4 separate regions of the Mus musculus genome follow, and regions 1, 2 and 3 are each linked to region 4. A link is a loop called in an ENCODE intact Hi-C map of the cell type or tissue named here. Cell type or tissue: left cerebral cortex. All regions are shown on one strand. Links, peaks and the distances in the headings refer to the core of each region. The heading gives the core; the rest is flanking DNA. Region 1 holds the start of Gm31479 (a long non-coding RNA gene). Region 2 holds the start of Bax (BCL2-associated X protein). Region 3 has its middle 3.9 kb from the start of Bax. Region 4 overlaps Sec1 (secretory blood group 1).

Region 1 (3,866 bases), core at 669-3,168, 89 kb after region 4:
ACTGTTTCTTCATGGCCCTGGCTGTGCTGGAATTCACTCTGTAGAACAGGATGGCCTCAAACTCACAGATTCGCCTACCTCCGCCTCCCGACAGTTAGGATTATAGGTGTGTCCCACTACACCCCAGGGGCTTGAATATGGTTGCCTCAGGGAGTGGTACTATTAGGACATGTGGCCTTGTTGGAGGAAATGTGAGACCCTTCTCCTTGCTGCCTGGAAGCCAGTTTTTTCCTGTTTGCGTTCAAACAAGATGCAGAAATCTTAGCTCCTATAGCAGTGTCTGCCTGGAAGCTGCCATGGTGATAATGAACTGAATCTCTGAACCTATAAGCCCAGCCCCAATTAAATGTTGACTTTTATAAGGATTGCCTTGGTCATGGTATCTCTTCCCAACAATGGAAACCCTAAGAAGCCCAGTTAATACAACTTTTATTAATTATTATATCTGTTGGTAGACATTTGAGTTATTTATGCATTTTATCTATTAACTGCTGTGTATTTTAACATACAATTTTTGGTCTGTTTTTAATTCTCTGTGGTGTATATTTGAGTGTGGGTGTATGCCTGTGCATGTATGTGTATGTGCGTGCGTGTGTGTGTGTGTGTGTGTGTGTGTGTGTGTGTGAGAGAGAGAGAGAGAGAGAGCACTTCAGTTGTCTGGGATCAAATTCACATCCTCACTTGGCAGCTAGTGACTGTACTTTCTGATATTAACAGTAAAAATATGCATAATGAGAAAAAATAGTGTCAGATGCCAGTAAGAGCCTAGCTGATCATTTTTCTTTAAAAAAAAAAAAAAAAACTTATTTATTTGCATTGATATGAGTACACTGTATCTGTCCTCGGATGCACCAGAAGAGGGCATAAGATCCCAATACAGATGGTTGTGAGCCAACATGTGGTTGCTGGGATTTGAACTCAGGACCTCTGGAAGAGTAGTCAGTGCTCTTAACGGCCGAGCCATCTCTCCAGCCCTAAAAGACTTTCTTTAAATGTTATATGTATGAGTGTTTTGCATCTGCATGCATATGCACCATGTGTGTGCTGTATGCACAGGAGGCCAGAAGAGGCCATGGGATCCTCTGGAACTAGATGATAGACAGTTGTGAGCTACCACACTGGGAACTGAACCTGCTTCGTCTGCTCAACAGCAGTGTTCTTAACTGCTGAGTCATCTCGCTAGCAACCTAGAATCCCTTAAAAAAGAACAGTAACTGAGCTAAAAGACAGCTCAGCAGATAAAGGTATCTCCACCAAGACTGACAATGGAAATTTTATGCCTAGGACCCACAGAGTAGGAAGAAATGATTTCCAACTGAAGTTGTCCTCTGACATCCACACTTTGTGACACGTGACAAAGAAATAATGATATTAAAAATTATCAAAAAGAATGAGGGAAGCTGCACATTAAAAATAAACAGTACTGGAGAGATAGCTCAGCAGTTAAGAGGTCATAGTTCAGTTCCCAGCACCCAAATGGTGGCTCACAGCTGCCTGTAACTCCAGTTTCAGTGGATTCTACATCCTATCTGGCCTCCTCAGGCACCTGCTTGCACACAGTGTACATGTACAAACTCATGCAGGCACAAACACATAAATATATCTTTAAAATTTTTTAACCTTTTTTTCCCAAAGATTTATTTACTTTATTTGTGTGAGTACACTGTTGCAGTCTTCAGACACACCAGAAGAGGGCATCATATTCCATTACAGATGGTTGTGAGACACCATGTAGTTGCTGGGAATTGAACTCAGAACCTCTGGAAGAGCAGTCAGTGCTCTTAACTGCTGGGCCATCTCTCTAGCCCCTGATCATTTTCTTTATCGTTGCTATTTTGAAACATGAACTCTACGTAGCCCAGAAAAGCTTTGAACTTCTGATCCTCCAGCCTCCACCACGTGCGGAGCCCTGGAATTTCAGTCATGGGATTACATACCTAAAGTTGCCCCAGACAGTCAGGGCTACACAGAGAAATCCTGTCTCAAAAAACAAAACAAAAACAAAAAGTTGTTTGCTGAAAAAAAAATCACTTAAAGTTATTCTTTCAACAATTCCTCATGTGGTCGTTATGCAGACCTTTTAATCATGAACACATTTGACAGTAGTTTTTGGAAGCTCAGTCTATAAACTATTCTTTCTTGTTGCCTTTCTTCCCAGCAGACGCTGTGCCCCATACTGGCCTCCAGGTGGCGCCAGGCAGCCGCTTCTGATCTGAGCGCTTCCCCAGGGCTCAATTACAGACTGACTGGTGTTTTAAATCTTTGGTTTGTGGCCACTGAGGTGACTCAGCAAGTAAAGGCTCCTGCTGTCAAACATGACAACCTCAGTTCCATCTCCTGAACCATACAGTAAAAGGAGAAACCCTTCTCTGAAAGCTGTCATCTGATCACGGCAAAAACAGGTGCACAATGGATAAATTAAGATAATAAATTAAGAAAAGCTTCGTTTTATTTCTGTATGTATGTGTGCATATGTGTGTAATATATATTTATATCTCTATACATACATATATGTGTGTGTTGTATACATACACACTTGCTCATGTATGAGGCCTGTCTGGATACATAAAACACTGATTTAAAAAAAAAAAAAAAAAGCATTGGACTGGACTGGAGAAATGGCTCAGCAGTGAAGAGCACCGACTAATTTTCCAGAGAACCCAGGTTCAGTTCCAAGCAATGATGAGACAGTCACAACTCCAATCCTAGAGACTCTAGTAGACTCCTGGCTTCCTTAGGCATCAGGCACACTCGTAGTGCAGACATTCAGACAGGCAAAACAGACATACACATAAAATAATAAAAGTTGGGGTTTTTTGTTTGTTTGTTTGTTTGTTTTTGTTATTTGAGACAGGGTTTCTCTGTATAGCCCTGGCTGCCCTGGAACTCACTCTGTAGACCAGGCTGGCCTCGAACTCAGAAATCTGCCTGCCTCTGCCTCCCAAGTGCTGGAATTAAAGGCGTGTGCCACCACGCCTGGCTAAAAGTTTTTTTTAAAGCATTGAGGACTCCTTGAAACACTCCTTTGTGTGGGATACATCTATGGATGCTTACTAAATCACAAATTAAAACACAAAATGAAGAAAATATCAATGCATTTAAAAATCAATATTTAACCCACTTCATGTTTACAGGGTCATCCATTTAACCAACCTTACTTGCTGCTATGACAAAATGAGTAACCTTCAAAACCCAAGTGTAAGAGCCAGGATGTGGCTCAGTTACTCGGGCCACAGGCCCTTTCTAGATCATAAGATAAGGGAGACGACCAGGCTCTGTGTAAAGAGTGAATGAGCTGCTTTTGAACCAACTATGAGCACAGGAAAGTTACAAAGAACCCAAGTGGCTTTTGTTGGGAACAAGCAAAAGAAGCGTCTCATTACCATTTCATTTTCAGACTCCATTTAGTCACAGAGAGGAACTAAATCCTGGGGGACCTGGGGACTTCCCAGAGCTGGGGACTTCCCAACAGCTGAACAGTTTCTGTTGTAAACAGCTGTCCCGATATCTCGGGGACAACTTCTCCATCTCTGACAGGATCGAACTAAGTTCACGTGCCCAGGCCTAGGACCAACTCCTACCCTGACTGATGGAAACTCCCCTGCTCAACTCCTTATGCTTAAACACACAGTGTCCCTTCAGAGCCATCGCTCGGCAACCAAGTCTGATTGATTACAATAAACTTCTACCATCTACATTGACCTGGTGTTTCAGTTATGATGGATTTATGGTTTTGTTTTTATGTATACAATGTTCTGCCTTGCCTAACATATAGGCCTGCAGGCCAGAAGGCACCAGATCTTATTCTAGATGCCTATGAACCACCATGTGGTTGCTGGGAATCGAACCCAGGACCTCTGGAAGAG
Region 2 (3,270 bases), core at 771-3,270, 220 kb after region 4:
TTTTTTTCTTTCTCTTCTTTTTTTTTTTTTTTCCAAACCAGGGTTTCTCTAAGTAGCCATGGCTGTCCTGGAACTGGCTTTGTAGTCCAGGCTGACCTCGAACTCAGAGATCTACCTTCCTGCGTTCTGAGGGCTGGGATTAAAAGCATACACAACCACCATCTGACTCTTTTTTCTTCTTCCTCCTCTTCTCCTTCCTCCTCCTCCTCTTCCTTTTGCTTGGCATCCTAGGCTGGCTTCAGATTCACAGCAATTCTTCATAGGTTTCCATGTTCTGGGGTTACAGGTATGGGCCACCATACCAGGGTCTCTTTGCAACTCCCATCTTCCTCCCGGTTTCTTGTTTTGATTAAGGATCTCAGTATCTAACTTAATTGACCTGTCACTTGCTATGTAGACTTGTGTTTTGTAAGGTATGAGTGAGGTATGGTGAGGTGAGAAGGGTACCTCAGAGGGCCCATCACTGAGAAATCCCTTCCTCCTGAAGTACCGGCCATGTAGTATGTAGCACCAGATGATGTAGTATGGAATAGAGTTTATTTAGGACATGGGAAGTAGAGTTGGGAAAGGAGGAGAGAGAGAGAAAGGAGGGGAGGAGAAGTAGTGGAGAGAGAAGAGGCCCTCCAGGAACACCTGGAAGGCGGGGAAGAGGAGAGAAGGAGAAACAGGGCAGGGAGAGAAGGGGCAGGAAGTAAGAGAATAAGACAAGTAAGTAAGTGAGCAGGAGAGCGAGGAGGGGGCAAACAGTCCTTATATAGTAGGCTAGGCATACCTGACTGTTGCCAGGTAACTATGGGGCGGAGCCTAGAAGGACTGCTTCTAGGATGTCTCAATTTCACAGGCATCTGCTTGCTTGTAGTTCCCAAGGCTGAAATTAAAGATGTTGTAGCCACCACGTACAGCCTGTTTTTGTGTTTTGAGATAGATTCTTACTTAATGGTGCAGCTTGGACTCAAACTATTTTATCCAGGTTTGCCTCGAACTCTTTAGCAATCTTCTTGCTTCACTCTATCAGAGGTATGGACCATCACTCTGGTCAACTGGTTTTTTTTTTTTTCTCCCCAGATTGGAGCAATCTCTTATAGTGCAGGTTGGTTTTGAGCTCGAGGCAATACTCCCGTCCTGCCTCAGCCTCTCAATGCTGGGATGACAAGCATATCCCAGGCAAGCTTTGAACTTGCGGCAATTCTGCTTTAACCTCCTTAGTGCTCTCTACCATGAATCTATGGGAAGAAGAAATAATGGGGGCGGGGGGGGAAACAACCAACTCTGGGCATCAGTTCGGATTAAGGTCGATCCGCGCATGCGTTCATTTAGTACCCGCGGCCCCGCCCCTGCAGCGAGCGATGATGATCACGTGACTAGTCCTGCGGGGCGGAGGCCATGTTGCGGGGCACCCACGTGAGGGCCGCACGTCCACGATCAGTCACGTGACCGTGGTGCGCCGCAGCCGCCGGGGCGCACCCGGCGAGAGGCAGCGGCAGTGATGGACGGGTCCGGGGAGCAGCTTGGGAGCGGCGGTGAGGCGGGAGGCGGAGGACTAGGCCCGGTCCAAGAACCCTAGGACCCCTCCGGCTTTGGGCTCGGGCGGGAGCAGGCTGGGGCGCGCGGATCCATTCCCACCGGCTCATCCGCACCCCGAGAGCGGACATCCGCGTGCGCGCCCCCGGGCAGGCCCGGGCTTGTCGCTGGCGCCACTTCCTGCTGGTGGCCTGGGATGGGACAGAAGGCCAGCGCCACCTCCTCCCACCCCCAGCTGGGGGTCTGTTTGCTTTTGGCATTCTGCTCTCTGGGTTTGCTGTGGAGCTGGGATGCAGGCCGGGTCCCGCCCCCTGTCCATCAGAAGCAGTAGCCAGGCCTTCCATGCTACTTGTCACTACTAGGGTCCCCAGCTCTGTCTCCCCTCAGGGTTATGAGCCTACCTATCCATCCCCCTGACTCTCCCTGGGACCCAGGAGTCCAGGCACCCCTTTCCTCCTCTCTCCCCCAGGGCCCACCAGCTCTGAACAGATCATGAAGACAGGGGCCTTTTTGCTACAGGGGTGAGTGCGATGCTACTAGTGTGGCGGGATGGGCTTTCAGAACACCGCTTGGTTCTCAACATTCTGCTCCTCTCCCCCCTTTCCATTCACATGTAGTTTCATCCAGGATCGAGCAGGGAGGATGGCTGGGGAGACACCTGAGCTGACCTTGGAGCAGCCGCCCCAGGATGCGTCCACCAAGAAGCTGAGCGAGTGTCTCCGGCGAATTGGAGATGAACTGGACAGCAATATGGAGCTGCAGAGGTGTGCTTCCTGGGACCTGGGGTCCGTCAAGGGGTCTCCTGCCGAACTGGGCACTGTTGTTCTTCTCCCAAGAGACTAGGTATCCTCCACTCAACTCAGATAGAATCCAGAGCTTGTTTACGTGGTGGGCCAGCCCCTTACCCTTGAGCCGCATCCCTTGCTTGGTGGGTGTCAGTCTCTTGCTCGTGGATGCTTGGCAGGTGCCATACCTCCAGCTGGTTATGGCGGGTTCTAGTAGGCGGTGCTCTGCTACCAGGCTGTGCTCACAGCCCCTCACTGGTGACTGCTAGGTGGAGCTCTCTACCTTTGAGCTTCTCACTTGTGGATGCTGTGCAAATGCTGGACCATGAAGCCGTGGGTCCAGCCCCTCACGGCTGAGCCATGACCCAGCTCTCCACGTGTAGATATTTAGGAAAACATGCTTTTGCTCAGTCAAGCCCCAGTCCACATTCCCCAGGACCCTGAATTTACAATTCAAGGTCCCACTTTCTTTGCTTTCTTAGGTGTACGTCTTGTCTCCTTCCCAGTCTGCTAGCCATAGTTTCAGCCTGGGCTGGTCCTTGTGTCCTTCTCTGTAGTCTGGGGGAAAATGTGGGAACTCCCATACTGGGCCCGACATCTCACCCAGCGTCTGTTTGCCCCTGTCCTGTAGGATGATTGCTGACGTGGACACGGACTCCCCCCGAGAGGTCTTCTTCCGGGTGGCAGCTGACATGTTTGCTGATGGCAACTTCAACTGGGGCCGCGTGGTTGCCCTCTTCTACTTTGCTAGCAAACTGGTGCTCAAGGTAGGCAGCCGGACGAGCCCAGAGGTGCACCCCGCTCAGGTCTGTGAGGACCAGGGAACAGAGAGAGATGGCTGTGTAATAAATGCCTGTACCTTCATTTAGTCATTCCACAAATGTATCGGCCCTAATGTGTGGTGGGCTATCTCCAGCACCTGAACTCTGCTCCAAACAGCGCAAGCTAGCCCTTCCTTGATGGC
Region 3 (3,866 bases), core at 625-3,124, 210 kb after region 4:
GAAGCCAGAGGAGAAATAACAAGCCACGTTACAGAACATAGATTTTTTTTTTTTAAAGATTCATTTATTTTATGTATGTGAGTACACTGTAGCTGTCTTCAGACACACCAGAAGAGGGCATCAGATCCCATTACAGATGGTTGTGAGCCACCATGTGGTTGCTGGGATTTGAACTCAGAACCTCTGGAAGAACAGTCAGTGCTCCTAACCACTGAGCCATCTCTCCAGCCCAGAACATAGATTAATATAAAAGTGTTAGTTTATGTTATAAGAGCTAGTTGGGAACCAGTAAGCTAAGGCCTGTAAAGCTTTTATAATTAATAAATGGTCTCTTTGTCATTATTTGGGAGCTGGCTGGCCTAGAAAGTCCTAACAGTTACAGACACTGCCCAGTGAGGGACTGGAAACCCCCTTAGAGTTTCCATACAACCCGTAGATTATGGGCAAAGTGGTGACCTCAAGGGCAACAAGCAGAGAGAAACTCCATAAGAGAGTCAAGTCCTCAGAGCATGGAGTCCTTGGGACCCTGCCTCTCCCAGGCACACCTGCGGTGATTACGCTAACCACTGGGCCATTTTCCATGAGTTCCAAAGTTGCTTCTTGTTCCCACACAGCCCCTGACATCTGGGCTCCTGAAAGTCATCTTGCCTTTGTTTTCTCTGTTAACCCCTAACCCTGTCTGTCCAGCCTCAGCCTCACCAGGCTGCTTCTTTGGAAAGAATGAATGAAAGAGCTTCCTGGTGCAAGGGTACCTGGGTGATGGGGAGCCAAGGGGAACCTCAGTCATACCATGCAACACTCCTCCTCACACAGGATTCTTGGGGAGAAACCCACAACGGCAGCTACCTCTGACCAGAACAGAGACAGCCCTGGGCTGGGCAGAGGGGCAGGCTTGGGTAGGGTCTTCAGAGCATGCACAGTGCACTAGTGGTGATGTACAGATTAGCCAGGATTATTGCTTGGCCATTAACCCTGAGTCATGGGGTAAAGATTTCCAAGTCCTTGGTTCGGGGACAGGTCAGAGGCAGGGTGATTTTCCACCGACCTGTTACCCTACTATGAGAGACCCAAAGTGGCCTTGAAGAAATCTGGAATACCTGGTGACTAATATTGCCAGGGTAGCTCCATCATGCTTGCTCTTTCCTTGAGCTTGCTTCCCTTGCTTGGGACTGATTAAGTCTGGGTGTGATGTTGGGTGATATGGTATCACACAACTTTAATCCCAGAGGCAGGTGGAGGTCTGCGCCAGCCTGGTCTACAGAGGAAGTCCCTGGACAGCCAGGGCCGCACAGAGAAACCCTGTCTCGTGTCTCAAAAAACAAACAAATTGTGGATGTGAGTGCTGGAGTTCACAGCCTGTGTGAGTGCCCACAGCAGAGCAAGTGTGTGGGTCACAGAGCCTAAACTACATTCTTCAATGTCCTCTCAACTGGCTGATGTCTCCTTATCAGGAAACAGAGATACTAAGTGTACTACATCCTGCTTGGAAGTGCTTCAATGGGATAGTTTCAGCTTTAACAAAAATACAGAACTTTGGGCTGGAAAGACATCTCGGCAGTTAAGAGCACTGGTTGTTCTAAAGAGAACATCAGTCTGGCTTACAGAGCTAACTTCAGTTGGAGAGAATCTGGCACCCTCTTCTGGTTTTGGTGGGCACTGCACTCGTGTACATATGTATTAACTAAAAATAAAACAGACCTTTAACTAAAACCACACCTTCCAATTCAGTGTTTTGCCTTTTAACTTCTATTATGGTGGCGAATAACCATTGTCCTGATGACAACTATACTTTGGATGTCATATCTTCCTCATGAGGCTCAATGCTAGCTCAGTCAAGGCATGAAAATGGGAAACTTGGGGCTGAGATGAAGGTCAGTTGGTAGAGTTCCTGCCTAGCACACAACTGAGCCCTGGGCCCAGTCCTCAGAACTTTATAAACTATGCATAAAGGTGTGTGCTAGCACTTGGGAGGTGGAGACCAGAGAATCAGAGACTCAAATTTGATCTGCGATGTCAGGATATCTAATTTCTTCTTGTTCCTTTTTTTGTGCACGACTACTTAATAAGCTGTGACCATCAGCAATCAACAACCCACCCTACCTCTCAGGCCTCAAGCATTTATAGACCCTCTTAAAAATCCCCACACGATCTAAAGGAGCCTCATACCCCATCCTTGAGATTAAAATGAAAACATATTCTTGAAATATTTCTGTGGGTTTTTTTGTTTTTTGTTTTGTTTGTTTGTTTGTTTGCTTTTTGGTTTTACGAGACCTGTGTAGACCTGGCTGTCCTGAAACTCACTCTGTAGACCAGGCTGGCCTCGAACTCAGAGATACGCCTGCCTCTGCTCCCCCCCCCACCCCACCCCCCCCAGTGCTGGGATTAAAGGCGTGTGCCACCACACCCGGCTTGTGTTTTTTTTTTTTTTAAGATTTATTTATTATTATATGTAAGTACACTGTTGCTGTCTTCAGACACACCAGAAAAGGGAGTCAGATCATGTTACAGATGGTTGTGAGCCACCATTTGGTTGCTGGGATTTGAACTCTGGACCTTCGGAAGAGCAGTCGGGTGCTCTTACCCACTGAGCCATCTCACCAGCCCCCGGCTTGTGTTTTTTAACGCAGCCAAAATTCCACAATTGTCACTACACGTGTACACACACCACAGAGAAGACAAGGATAGGGAGAAGGCTTACTTGGTAAAGTACAGGTCACACGTTTGAGAGCCAGGCTGGATTGCAATAATACATGCATAAAAACTAGGGCCTCTTTTGTGCTGTGATTTTTTTTTTTTAAAGATTTATTTATTTATTATATGTAAGTACACTGTAGCTGTCTTCAGACACCCCAGAAGAGGGAGTTAGATCTCGTTACGGATGGTTGTGAGCCACCATGTGGTTGCTGGGATTTGAACTCTGGACCTTCGGAAGAACAGTCGGGTGCTCTTACCCACTGAGCCATCTCACTAGCCCCCTGTGCTGTGATTTTTATCGTTGTTAATTAGATAAAGCCTAGAATCACCTAGGAAGAGTATCCTTTGGGGGAAGGGCAGGTTTTAGAGACCAGACTTCTCTGTGTAACAGCCTGGCTATCCTAGAACTCACAATGGAGACTGGTTTGGCCTTCAACTCACAGAGATCTGCCTGCCTCTGCCTCCCGAGTGCTGGAACTAAAGGTGTGCACCACCACACCTGGCTAGGAAAAGGGTATGAAGGGAAGAAAGTCTAGATTAGGTTGGCTTGTTTGTGGGAATTATCTTTGTTGATTGAAGCGCCAAGTCTCAGCCCACTGTGGGTGACTCCATTCCCTAGGCAGGGACTTCTGGACTATGTAGGAGTGGAGAAAGTAAACTCAGCATTGACCTGGATACATTCATTCACCACACTTTGCTGTTGACTATGGATGTGATGTGGCTAGGCCCTGCTGGTGTGACGTTCCTGCTCTGGCTGTCCTTGAACTCAGAGAGATGGTCCTGCATCTCCCTCCTGTGTGCTAGGTTTCAAACCATGCACCGCAATGCCCAGCTATGTTGATTGATTGATTTTCATGTGAAACACCTCTCAAGGCCCAGGGACATATCTGACTTCTGAGAAGACTTGAGTTTCAAAGGCAGCCACTGTCTCTAGTACATCAGCCAGGCATTAAAGGATACATTTGGAGATCACCATGTGTCAAGCAGTGTGCTAGTTTCTAGGGAATTGAGAACAAATGAATACAGTCTTCTTGGGAAACCAAGGTAGGTGAGAGCCACCAGCAATGAACGAAAACACTGCACACAAAATTAATTACAGTGCTGTGAAGCATAATAAAACCCAGTGGTTAAAAAAAGAGAAAAGAAAAGAAAAGAAAAGAAGAGAAAAGAAA
Region 4 (3,866 bases), core at 351-2,850:
GGCTTGAAGCTTGGTGGCCCCAAACAAGCCGGCCTAGAAGGATCCAAGCAGGTAGGGGTATGACTACAGCTTGGGGTTCTGGGATTGGGGTCCTGGCCTGTTCCCACTTGCCCCAGCACCTCTGGAGTTTAGCTTGCCAGCCCCTGCTTTTGGCCGACCCCAAGCCAGCCAGCCCCTCCCCATCCTGCATCCTCCTGCCCCAAGTGCGTTAACTCGGTGTTAAGGTCAGTTGCTTTCAAGCTCTAAAATTCCCAGCCTCAGATCAGCTGTAGGGGAAACCAGAGGCCAGTGCTACCTGCAAGGAGGGCAGCGGAGAAGACTTTCAGCCTGGCTGAACTTGGGGAGGAAAAGAAGGTAGCAAAAGCCAAAGGCAGCTCCCCCCTCCCCCCAGCCACTGGTGGATAAAGGCCCCAGGGCTTTTAGCCTGAAACACTTCCACAACTTGTTGTGTCTGAACATTTGAGTGTTGTGGTTTCTCTCTGAGCAAGATGAGAATATGTGTGGTTTGTTCCTGAGCACCCACCCCATTCATAGCTACTGTCTTGCCAGTGTGCAGAACTGGCCCAGGACAAGACTCAGGGACCTGGTGCCCTGGGAGTAAGAGATCCCTCTGTACTGCCGGGTGACCCTTGAGGCTGGGATCTTAGAGGAGCAGGGACAAGGACAAATGAGAGCTACAAGACCCACAGATGCAGGAGGACTAAGCTTTAAGAGAAGGCTCAGGCCAACGGATCCCACATCTGAGACCCATGTCCCCAGCAAGGGCTGTGTGAGCCATAGGGTGACACGTGGGACTTGTGGGTCCAGCAAGTCCTCCCCGGTTTGCCCCAGCCTTGGCACTGTCAGGCCACCTTCTAGACAGAAAGACGGGAAGCTGGTCTGTTCTGTAGACAATTGCGAATGGCTCGCTGTGGAGCAGGACAGATGGCTGTCAGACATCCAGAGAAGGTCTGGGTCTGCTGCAGGATCCTGCCTGCCTAGCGTGGTAAGTCCCTACGCTGTCTCCAGAGGGAGTTCTCCTCCTCACTTTGCTCTGGGTGCCTGAGCTGGCTGGGGGACCCCCAGAAAGCATCAGCTGTGGGGAAGCCAAGCCCACCCAGGAAGTGGCTGGTCCTTAATTCAGAGGTGCTATGGAGCTCCCCAAGTATCGAGACCCTAACCCTCACAGGGTCAAGCCTCGGGAGAGCTCAGGCCTGTTTGCTCTCCACAGTAGAGGGTCTCTGTCTGCAGCCTCAGGCAAAGGAGGTGGGTAGCACAGCCTCTCCACTGAGTCTTCCAGGCCTTGCTGTGGAACAGCCTCCAGAGGGCGCTCTCGGCATAGCCGGATGAAGGCTGGGCGTCACCTCAAGATGGCAGCAACAGAGCACTTCCCAAAGCTGCTGCCTTTACCAGGAAGTGTTCCGAGATCCACTCCCTCTCCCAAAGCCATCTTGAGCCCTTTCTCTTCTCTGCCCAGGTTCTCTGGCCCAGCTCTGCTCCCTGGTGCTCTGGCTGGGCTGGGCGATCCACTTCGAGTTGGCTAGAGAGCCAGGAGAAAGAAAATGACTGCAATGAGAAAAGAAGGAGCTGGGGTGGGGGAGGATGGGTTTGCTTTGCGGGCAAGTGAGGCAGTGTAGTGCTGGCGAGCATTGTATTTCTGTGAGACTTGGTGTGTGTGCTGTGCTGTGTCCTGTGGTCAGAGCTGCCTGACCTTTCTGGGAACCCAAGTTAAACTCCAAGAATGTTCTGACTTCCAGAAATGGTTAATAATAAAGTAAGGCCCTGGGATACAGGAGCTGAGGGGGCCTGCCTAATACTGAGGCTTGGACAGAGAATAAGCAGGAGAGAGCAGATATCAGTATGGTGCAGCAGACACCTGAAGACTTTGTGGGGCCCTGAGAGAGCTGGAGTCTGGATACATAAAGAGAGGAAGCGGTTGTTTGCCTTATCCTTAGGGTGGTGCGTTAGTCTTTTTTCTGCTGCTGTGATAAACATCAGGACCAAAAGCAACCTAGGGAGGAAAGGGTTTGTTTCAGTCTGAAGTTTACAGTCCATCATAAATGGAAGTCAGAACAGGAGTTCACGGCAGGAATTTGGAGGCAGGGACTGAAGCGAAGACCATGGAGCAGTGCTGTTTAGTGGTTTGCTGTCTGTGGTTTGCTCTTCTATAACCTAGGGTCACCTGCCCAGAGGTGACACTGCCCATGGTGAGGTTGGACCTCCCATAATAATTAATCAGGAAAATGCCCCCATAACTCCCCTACAGGCTATCTGATGAAGGTGTTTTCTCAGTCAGAAAGGTCCCTGGTAACTTATGTCATGTTGATGAGAAAAGCTACCCAGCATAGATGAGTTGTGCATATCAGAGTCCACACAAGCCCAGCAGTGCCAAGGCAGAGCCTGCAGGTTAAAACCGTGGTCTCCTCAGTGAGGGCCCACACTGCATGGTGCCCACCACAGCCAGTCAGTAGCAAAGGAAAGCAGATGGAGAAATGGGACTCTAACACCTGCTGCTGCTTCCTGAAACCAGCCACATTTGACCCAGCAGTGCCACCCCAGAGAGGTGCTCAAGGGAACCAAAAAGCATCCACATCGTGAGCTATGACAGCATTGTCCATCACAGGCAGGAAATGAAGGTAACCCATACAAACTCACATAGTGACAGGCCAAGGACAAGCAGGAGTCGCCAGGCCGGATGATGTACCCTTCCACATACTAACTACGTGGCTCAGCAAGTCACGGAGACAAGACCAGCTTAGCTAAGTAAGGTAGCAGAGGGGACACAGCCAGGGCTGTGGACAAACAGTCTTTGGGATGAAGCAGGTATTAGTCAGCTCTGAGCACACCAGAGGCCACACTAGTGGAACTAGGAGAACACTGACACGGGTGGATTCTTAGATATGCAAATTCTATTCCAGTGAAGTGATTACCAGGAAACAGGTTGAACACAGACCTACACGTAAAGGCCAAACTGATAAGGCCTACCTCTTATTATAGAGTGTTTCAGAAACAGGAAGTTGGCACTGCCCACCCCCCGAGTCCTGGCCCAGAAGCAGGTGCTTGTCTCACTTGCTATATTTGACTGCTCTTGGCAGGCACAGGTCTACCCAGAGCTGCAGAGTCAGGAGCTCTGGGCAGACTGAATCTGTTATAACACAGACAATGAGAGAATGCAATGCTCATGGGTACTATGGCCAGTCTCATCTTACAAAAGAAGAAACTGAGGCACACAGACTGAGCTGAACAATGAACCTGAGCCCATAGGAAGCAAAATCACATGGCAAGTCTGGTCTGTGTAAGCACAGCCTGTTCCAGCCTCTGTAATGCACAAGTGGAGAGTTCTCTTTTGTTCTCCCATGTTCACTAGCACCTGGGGTGTAGCAGAAGCAATCGTTCCTTGTGGGCTGGGCATGATGGGAGGATATTAGAAGTGCAGCCACTGGTGTGGGTATACTGCAGGCCCACAGTGGCGCACGCCTTTAATCCCAGCACTCGGGAGGCAGAGGCAGGCAGATTTCTGAGTTCAAGGCCAGCCTGGTCTACAGAGTGAGTTCCAGGACAGCCAGGGCTACACAGAGAAACCCTGTCTCGAAAAACCAAAAAAAAGAAAGAAAGAAATAAAAGAAAAAAGAAACAGCTCGAGCAAAGTAACTGTGCCGCTGCTGAGACAAGAGGTCTGAGGATGGGTGTGAGCGCCCTGCACCCAGCGTGTCCTGCTAGTTTCTCTGGTTTTGTTTGTGTTTTCTCGAGACAGGGTTTCTCTGGCCATCCTAGAACTCTCTCTGACTGGCCTCAAACTCACAGAGATCCACCTATTTCTGCCTCCCGAGTGCTGGTATTAAAGGCGCAGGCCACCACTGCCCGGCCCCTGTTAGTTTCTCTATTTA

What was found. Hi-C counts contacts between places; a loop is a spot of excess contacts. Peaks named below come from ENCODE experiments on the same cell type or tissue, not always from the same donor. Only the 100,000 strongest peaks of a DNase experiment are listed, where the experiment ranks them.
Region 1: it touches region 4 in a loop (4-fold over the local background); 22 of 42 quality-filtered maps call a loop at or near these places.
Region 2: a loop joins it to region 4, with 2.6 times the contacts of the local background. A loop is called at or near these places in 12 of 42 quality-filtered maps.
Region 3: it touches region 4 in a loop (2.1-fold over the local background); 11 of 42 quality-filtered maps call a loop at or near these places.

Annotation. Positions count from the first base shown.
Region 1 is chr7:45,591,665-45,595,530 of GRCm38, reverse strand. Gm31479 (a long non-coding RNA gene) reads right to left here and starts at 335. Exons shown (of 5, transcript XR_882065.2): 1 at 1-335. In left cerebral cortex, for the core only: a CTCF peak has its summit at 2,183 (motif pointing right); a DNase peak (open chromatin) is centred at 2,212.
Region 2 is chr7:45,464,992-45,468,261 of GRCm38, reverse strand. Bax (BCL2-associated X protein) reads left to right here and starts at 1,364. Exons shown (of 6, transcript NM_007527.3): 1 at 1,364-1,520; 2 at 1,991-2,042; 3 at 2,139-2,285; 4 at 2,938-3,073. The coding sequence starts at 1,487. In left cerebral cortex, for the core only: a CTCF peak has its summit at 1,727; DNase peaks (open chromatin) are centred at 1,373 and 2,507; H3K4me3 peaks cover 1,848 bases; H3K27ac peaks cover 1,719 bases.
Region 3 is chr7:45,468,833-45,472,698 of GRCm38, reverse strand. No RefSeq gene overlaps it. Among named protein-coding and RNA genes, the nearest start is that of Bax, 3.9 kb to the right of the region's middle. In left cerebral cortex, for the core only: a CTCF peak has its summit at 1,643 (motif pointing left); a DNase peak (open chromatin) is centred at 1,631.
Region 4 is chr7:45,680,365-45,684,230 of GRCm38, reverse strand. Sec1 (secretory blood group 1) reads left to right here. Exons shown (of 4, transcript NM_001271578.1): 3 at 1-51. It overlaps Ntn5 (netrin 5), which reads right to left and starts at 209. Exons shown (of 7, transcript NM_001358870.1): 1 at 1-209. In left cerebral cortex, for the core only: a CTCF peak has its summit at 1,306 (motif pointing right); a DNase peak (open chromatin) is centred at 1,321; H3K27ac peaks cover 581 bases.